Regions from separate parts of the Mus musculus genome. Here region 2 is linked to region 1. A link is a contact called in ENCODE Hi-C data. All regions are on one chromosome and are shown on one strand. Each heading gives the region's core, a stretch centred on a gene start or an enhancer-like site at or near the end of the contact. The rest is flanking DNA. Distances are from core to core; before and after follow the strand shown. Region 1 has its middle 4.2 kb from the start of Ccdc184. Region 2 has its middle 11 kb from the start of Adcy6.

Region 1 (3,282 bases), core at 176-2,675:
GAGATCTGCCTGGAAATACCCGGCCCGGCTAACAAGGGTTTTGGTAGCCAGCACTCCACACCTGCAAGAGATTTCAGTGAAGCAAGCCATGGGGGTGACTTCTGAGTGAGAGCCCTGGTACAGCAGGCATGCCACCTGTTCTAGGGATGGAGTGGGAGTCACTGTTCTGGAGGGGTTGCCCGGGGTTTCTGGAGTGGAGTGACACATCACTAAGGAAACCACAGGCACTGCCTCAGGCCTCTAGTGGAAGATGTGGGCAAGGTACTCCCCGGGGAGTCAACACTGACATCATCTCGAGGCTGCTCCCTCGGGAGATGGAGATTTCCTGAGGCTGCCCCAGAACAAAGGTTGAGAGCCGACTATGATGTGTGTGTGTGTGTGTGTGTGTGTGTGTGTGTGTGTGTGTGTGTGTGTGAGTGAGAGAGAGAGATGTAAATTACTTCTGTTACAGAGAAGGCTAAAGGACACTGAAGGGTTTGATGCAGGTTTGAGTTTTTAATTCCAACACTGAGTTGACTGCCTAAGACTTGCTCTTCACAATGCATATGCTAGGAATAAAACTATGACTCCTAGGACATCTTGTGCAAATGTTAGCTTCTCGGTGGTTCTCCTGGCCAGGTAGAGTGGGGATGACTCCTCCAGCGAAGCAGAACCCAGGGAAGGTCTAGAGACAACTCCCCACCCCGGGTTTTAAATGCTTATTACTGATGTACCTGTGCATTTGTGCCTCTGTGTACGCACGTGCACAAACGGTGCCCACAGAAAAGCCAGGAGAGAACTGTTTGGGACGACACCAGAGGAAGCCTTGAGGTATACAGTCCTTGGGTGACAAACTGGGATTCAGGCAGGTGGGAGCTGATGGACATGGTGTTGAGGACACTCAAGTCCCCCGGGAGAGTGGCACATGTTTATAATCAAGACGTTTCTCCAGCTTTTATTTTGCAGGTCAACTTTGTGCCATCCCTCCTTTTTCCCTCTTGTTCTTCTTTAGACGGGGTCTCACCACATAGTCTGGATAGCCTGGAGCTTACTATGTAGAACAGACTGGCCTCTGACACACAGAGATCCATCTGCTTTTGCCTCTTGAGTAAACTCCTTTAATGTAATCTTTTCCTACATAAAGAACCCTTACCCTTGAGGACAGAATTAAGGAAAAGGGCATGGTTAGCGTCTTAAGATAGCATGGACCTTTTCATTTTAAGAAGTAGAGACAAGCCATAAAGGCTGTGGACTAACCCTGTATTCATACATAATATGCCTGAGAAAGCTGTGAGGTGTGCAGTCCTTGGGTAATGAATGCTGGGCCCCCAGGGGAGCAGCTAGAGCATCCAGCTGAGGATGGGGACTTAGGCTTCTGCTACAGTTTCAACGTTCAGCATCCATTACCAAGGCGGTGATCAGTTACTGAGCTCCACCGCTTTTATCTCCCAGCAGTTTTATGAGGTAGAGAGCGCGTTGTTACTTTTTACATAACAGCTCAGAAACAGATTTAAGGCTTCAAGGTCACAGACTGGAATGTGGCAAAGCCAGGACCTAACGCTGAGACGGTTTGATTTAAAGAAGCCTTGGATAGAAACCATCTCTATTTTTTTTTTTTTTTTTAATTTGGCTCCTCAAAGAGCCTGAGAGTATCCTGAAAAAGAAATCAACCACATTTGGGCAGTGAAAAAGATTACAGTTCAGGCTTTGGTTCTAGACCTTTCTCAGCACTGGGTGCATGGAGCAGATGGCTGTTTGGATCTGCTATTGGAGAGGAAGTTTCCAGTGCTTGTTGGCATCCCCGTCAGTTTCTTCCATAGGTGAGCTCTCTTTTTTGTTCCCTATCGGTCAGATTCTCTGTCATTTGAGGCAACGCCCATTTAGACTCCATAGAAAGTTCTGGTTGAGGCCTTTAGCCATGGATTCCAGGTCTATCGCTCTGCACACTGTCTTCCAGGGGTTCTCAGCCCTTAAGTTACTCCCTGCAACCTGGCAAGTCCAGAGAGCAGCCTTCCCACAGAGAGCAATTGTTCTGCCCATCCCCTTCTTATCTGCACCCGGAACAGATTTTTGCACAGGTTACTCCTTCACCCCTGTTTCTTCCTTCTCTGCCCCTGGCTTCTGAGGTCTCTTCTCCAGCCTGCTGGTAAGGGAGTTTCAGCTGGAGTTCCTCACCCAGGGTTCATGGCAGGGCTCACTGCTGAATATTTCAGGAAGCAACACACATTGGAAATTACAAAAGCCTGCAAATATATATTCTCTCTAGAGATAAAGGGCCATTGTTTTTGCTTAGTCTTTAAGAGTAAGGATCAGGCTTTTGTAAAATGGGACTAGTCATTGAGTAAAGTGTAACGAGATGTTTCAACTCAAAAAGCACCAATGAAGAAAAGACCAATTGAGCCTGGCTCTTGCAGCATCCGTGCCTCCTGGAGCCTCCTGAGTATTTCCTGGCTGGAATTGGAACGGCCATCTCGATGGAATTATTCACCACTTCCTTGATGAATTTTAATTACATTAGCATCTATCAGGTGCTACAGCCCTTCTCCCCATTGCTTCCAAGTCTTTAACAGTAGAGGGTTGACAAAGATGCCCGAGAGTCTAAGTAAGCAATGTCTTAGTTCACCGGGGAATGCACAAGCATGTCGCTGTTCACCCCAGATAGGACACCAAAGGCAAACCGAGGAACCATCTCACCCAAGTCTAGGACGAAGAACTAGTGAGTTTATAGGTTTGCTTAATAGGGGGATTGGGATTGAAGGGAGTATTAGAGAAGCATGAGTAACTCCAAGGCATCACAAACAGCCCACCCCAGCATGGGTGGCTGCTCCCAAGAGCAGCATCGGTGGGACTCCCCGCCCACTGGCAGGCAGCTCTCTCTCATACACCTGTAAGGTAAGTGCTACTGTTTACCTCACCTTTCAGGGGTGGGTCTTGTGAAGTGGGTAACTTTGAGATCCTCCCTCCCTCCTTTCTGGAAGGCACATTTTAATGGAGAGAAAATAACTTAATATCAAACTCCATGGCTTCAAGTTAAACTTTTCAGTTTGGGGCCAACCCAACCACAACTGTTTCTGGAACCGCCGTCTCTAACCCACCTAACGTGCCTCTCTTAGAGATCTGCTCCCAGACTCAAAGACAAAGCACAGACAGTTTCATAGCAATAAGCTACAGCTTTAACCTGGTACAGCTAAACTCTGCTCTTGGAGAACGACCCCCTTCCCTGTGACATAAACTGGCCCTTCCACACAGCACGCAGATTTATGGACTCACAATGGCGTTGCAGATTATGCTTTCTGCTTGACG
Region 2 (3,265 bases), core at 639-3,138, 440 kb after region 1:
GGTAATTATAACAGCGAACGTGTATAACGTTTACCGCCGGCTGAGCGGTCCGAAGCCCTTAGCATGTGCGACTCACTTTCAATCCGCGTAGATCCTCAGAGATGGGACAGGCCAGGAATGGAGATTCAACCCTTTCTCCAAGACAGCCAGTCCGAGGTGCGATCAGATTTGGGCTCAACTATTCTGCGTTAAGCATTTGTGTTTGCGACCACTGTTCTAGTAACAGAGAAGGCCAAGACTGTGAGGTGTGAGGTGGCTTGCCCGGGTGCCAAATCGGAGGTGGTGGGCGTGGGGGTGGGGACACCAGAACTCATAGTTACTAGCCCCGATTCATTGCTATTTTTAATGGTTTTTAATTTTTTTAAAATATCACTTTGTGTACCTGTATAGGGGATACCTGCATGCCCTGGCACCGCGTGGAAGCCAGAGACTGACTCTGGGCCTCATCTTCCATCACGAGGGTCCCAGGGGTTGCGCTCAGGCATCCAGCATGAGCCTTCACCACTGGGCCCTGCCACCGGCCCTCGGTGTTTCATTTGATTCTCAATTCCCTGCTCTGATTATTCGCAACAGCTGTGGATTATTCCAGTCCTCTCCTGAGGTTTTCTCCGAAGGGCAAGCAGACATTGGCTCCACGTGGCTGTGGAGAGTACACTGGGCTATACCGCAGTGGGCCCTTGTTGACCAGAGCGGTGTGTGAACCACTGTTGTCAGCCAGCAGCCGAAACCAGGGAATCCTCAGACCAGCAGGTTAGAGTCTGGGCCTTCTGCCAAGCCCTTCCACGACAGAGGACTGCCTGCGCTAGACATGTTTCAGCCAAATTATCTGTCTCTGAAATGCACTAAGCCTGTTTATAAAGCTTTGCTGGAGGATGCTGGGAAAACAAAACAAAACTTCTCTAAGGCTACCTCCCAGACTTACCCCGAGCCCTGCTGAGAAACAGGGCCCTTGGGGAGACTGTGACAGAATATTAACCTGCTGAAATAACCCAATACAGATGTGTGTCAGGGCAGGTAACACTCAGGAACAGCGGGCCTCAAAGTGTTAGGAAATAATGGGAAAAACTTAAAATGGAGAACATGCTCTTCCTTTTGGAACCAGGAGCCATCTGTTTCTATTCCATATTCATAGCAGAGTCCCGTGACCCAGCCCATGGACTACGGACCCTGCTGAGCCCTCTAAGAAAAAAACATTACAGTAACCAAAGTGTTAGGCCTGACAAAGAGGAGAGAGAGACTAGAGGCCACCAGAGTGAGCTGCAGCTAACGTCCAGGCCAGCTTAGTCTCGGTGATCTTTTGGGATTGGATGGTCAGGACAGACGGGTCCTAAGAGGGGTCATTCTCACCTCTCCTTTTCTGGAGGAGGAAACTTCTAGCTGGAGAGTATATTGCATGCAAATGCAAGCTTCACGGAGGTACGCGTTTCTGGACAACACTGCCCACAGTACTGAGAACGCTCGACTATGGCACAGAATAAGCTTGGCTTTTTTTTTTTTTTTTTTTCTGAGCCTTCCCTGGGTTGTTCAAATAACAGCTAAGCTCTGGCGTCGTAAACGACCGTTCCCTAACATTCCTGGCTTGAGGCTAAGGTTTCCACACACTTTCATTGTTGGTGTTGCTACTGCTGTTGTTTTTCAAGACAGGGTTCTAGCCGGGCAGTGGTGGCACTTGCCTTTAATCCCAGCACTTGAGAGGCAGAGGCAGGCGGATTTCTGAGTTCAAGGCCAGCCTGCTCTACAAAGTGAGTTCCAGGACAGCCAGGGCTATACAGAGAAACCCTGTCTCGGAAAAAAAAACAAAAAAAACAAAAAACAAACAAACAAACAAAAAAACCACAGGGGTTTTCTGTAGCCCTGGCTGTCCTGGAACTCCCTGCAGACCATGCTGGCCTCTCTGCCTCAGAGTGCTGAGATGAAAAGCCTGCACACCGCCTGGCTCTTGGCGCTGTTCTATTAATAGGTGCTAGGGAACTAAGGAGACAGGGTCCCTTTTGTTGAAGAGTATCTGTACTGGGGATACCCATCCCTGGGCATGCTGACGGGCTCCAGTTACGAGTGTGAGATGTGTGTACCAATCTTGTAGAGGACTTGAATTCAGATCCCACCACAACCCGGGTGCAACCACCTGTAACTCCAGCTCCAGAGGGTCTGAAGCCTTTGCCTTCCAATGGTAAATGTGCTCCCATACCTCCCCCCACCACACACACACACACACACACACACACACGCACGTAAAAATAAAATCTTAAAGATTAAACAACAAATAAAGAAAAGAAGTCAGGATAACTGCTACTATAATCACCATTAAGTAAGGAATGGACTTGATAAAGTGGATGGGAAAGAAACCGAGGTGGCACTGTCAAGAGCTGTCTCTTGGAGAAGTGACATTTACATGGCCACCTAAACGACAAGGACGACAAGGACGAGGAGCCCTCCATGCAAAGAATATGGGTTGAGAGCATTCCAGGCAGAAGGAACGGTTAATGCAAAGCCCTCGGGCAAGGGCAGCTCACTGGGCTCTAGAAAGACAAAGAAAGCCAGTGAGGCCAAAGCGGTAGATGAGGTCAGAGCGGCAGGCAAGCCCTGGCTGGCGCAGAAGCGCACAGGCCACTGGAAGGAGTCTGGATTCCATTCAGAGTGTAATGAGAAGCCTCTGGAGGTGTTAAGCTCGGAAGTGGCACACTCTGATTTATGGTTTTAAGAGATCATGCTGGCTTCTGGGTGAAGAATGAACCGTGGGATGAAGGGATTGGAGGGGAACCACTTAGGAAGCTATTACAATGGGTCCAGCAGAAGGAACCGCAGCTTAGGCAAGGACAGCAATAGTGGCTGGGAGAAATGACAAAGACTCAGGCAATGTGAATTGGAGTACCCCGTACCTGCTGCGGTTCCTTTGGTAACTCTCATTCTCGTCAAATCGTTATCAGCAAGCAACAAATATTTGCCAGGGACCTATACTGTGCCAAACATCGTACTGGGCACTGAAATACCAGTCCAGAGGAGAAGCCACGTTCCACTCCATTCTGCCCACGTGCTGGAGGAACATGCCTCACCCTGATATCCCTGCCCTGTCCTCGATGGGCAGAGGTGGGGAGTGGGGTGTTGACAGTTGGAAAATTGATGCCATAAAACAGAAGAGTTCAAAGTCCCCTCAAGATCTCTGAGCAAAGACCAGGAGAACCCCAAGCTTCCACAGTTAGGAAAGAGGGAGCAGAGAAGCCTCTCGCGGCTCACACTGCTCTTTATCTTCTGAGTTCCCACAGCC

Evidence for each region. A loop is a pair of places that touch in the nucleus more often than their neighbours do.
Region 2: a map of T-helper 2 cell shows a loop between it and region 1 (3-fold over the local background). The contact joins two enhancer-like sites. A Hi-C loop is called at or near these places in 2 of 37 maps with a recorded cell type or tissue (T-helper 2 cell and regulatory T cell).

Annotation. Positions count from the first base shown.
Region 1 is chr15:98,170,354-98,173,635 of GRCm38, forward strand. No RefSeq gene overlaps it. Among named protein-coding and RNA genes, the nearest start is that of Ccdc184, 4.2 kb to the left of the region's middle. Within about 2 kb of position 1,426, at least 1 of the 3 ENCODE cell types and tissues checked has a DNase peak (open chromatin) inside an H3K27ac peak, as active enhancers do.
Region 2 is chr15:98,613,988-98,617,252 of GRCm38, forward strand. No RefSeq gene overlaps it. Among named protein-coding and RNA genes, the nearest start is that of Adcy6, 11 kb to the left of the region's middle. Within about 2 kb of position 1,889, at least 1 of the 3 ENCODE cell types and tissues checked has a DNase peak (open chromatin) inside an H3K27ac peak, as active enhancers do.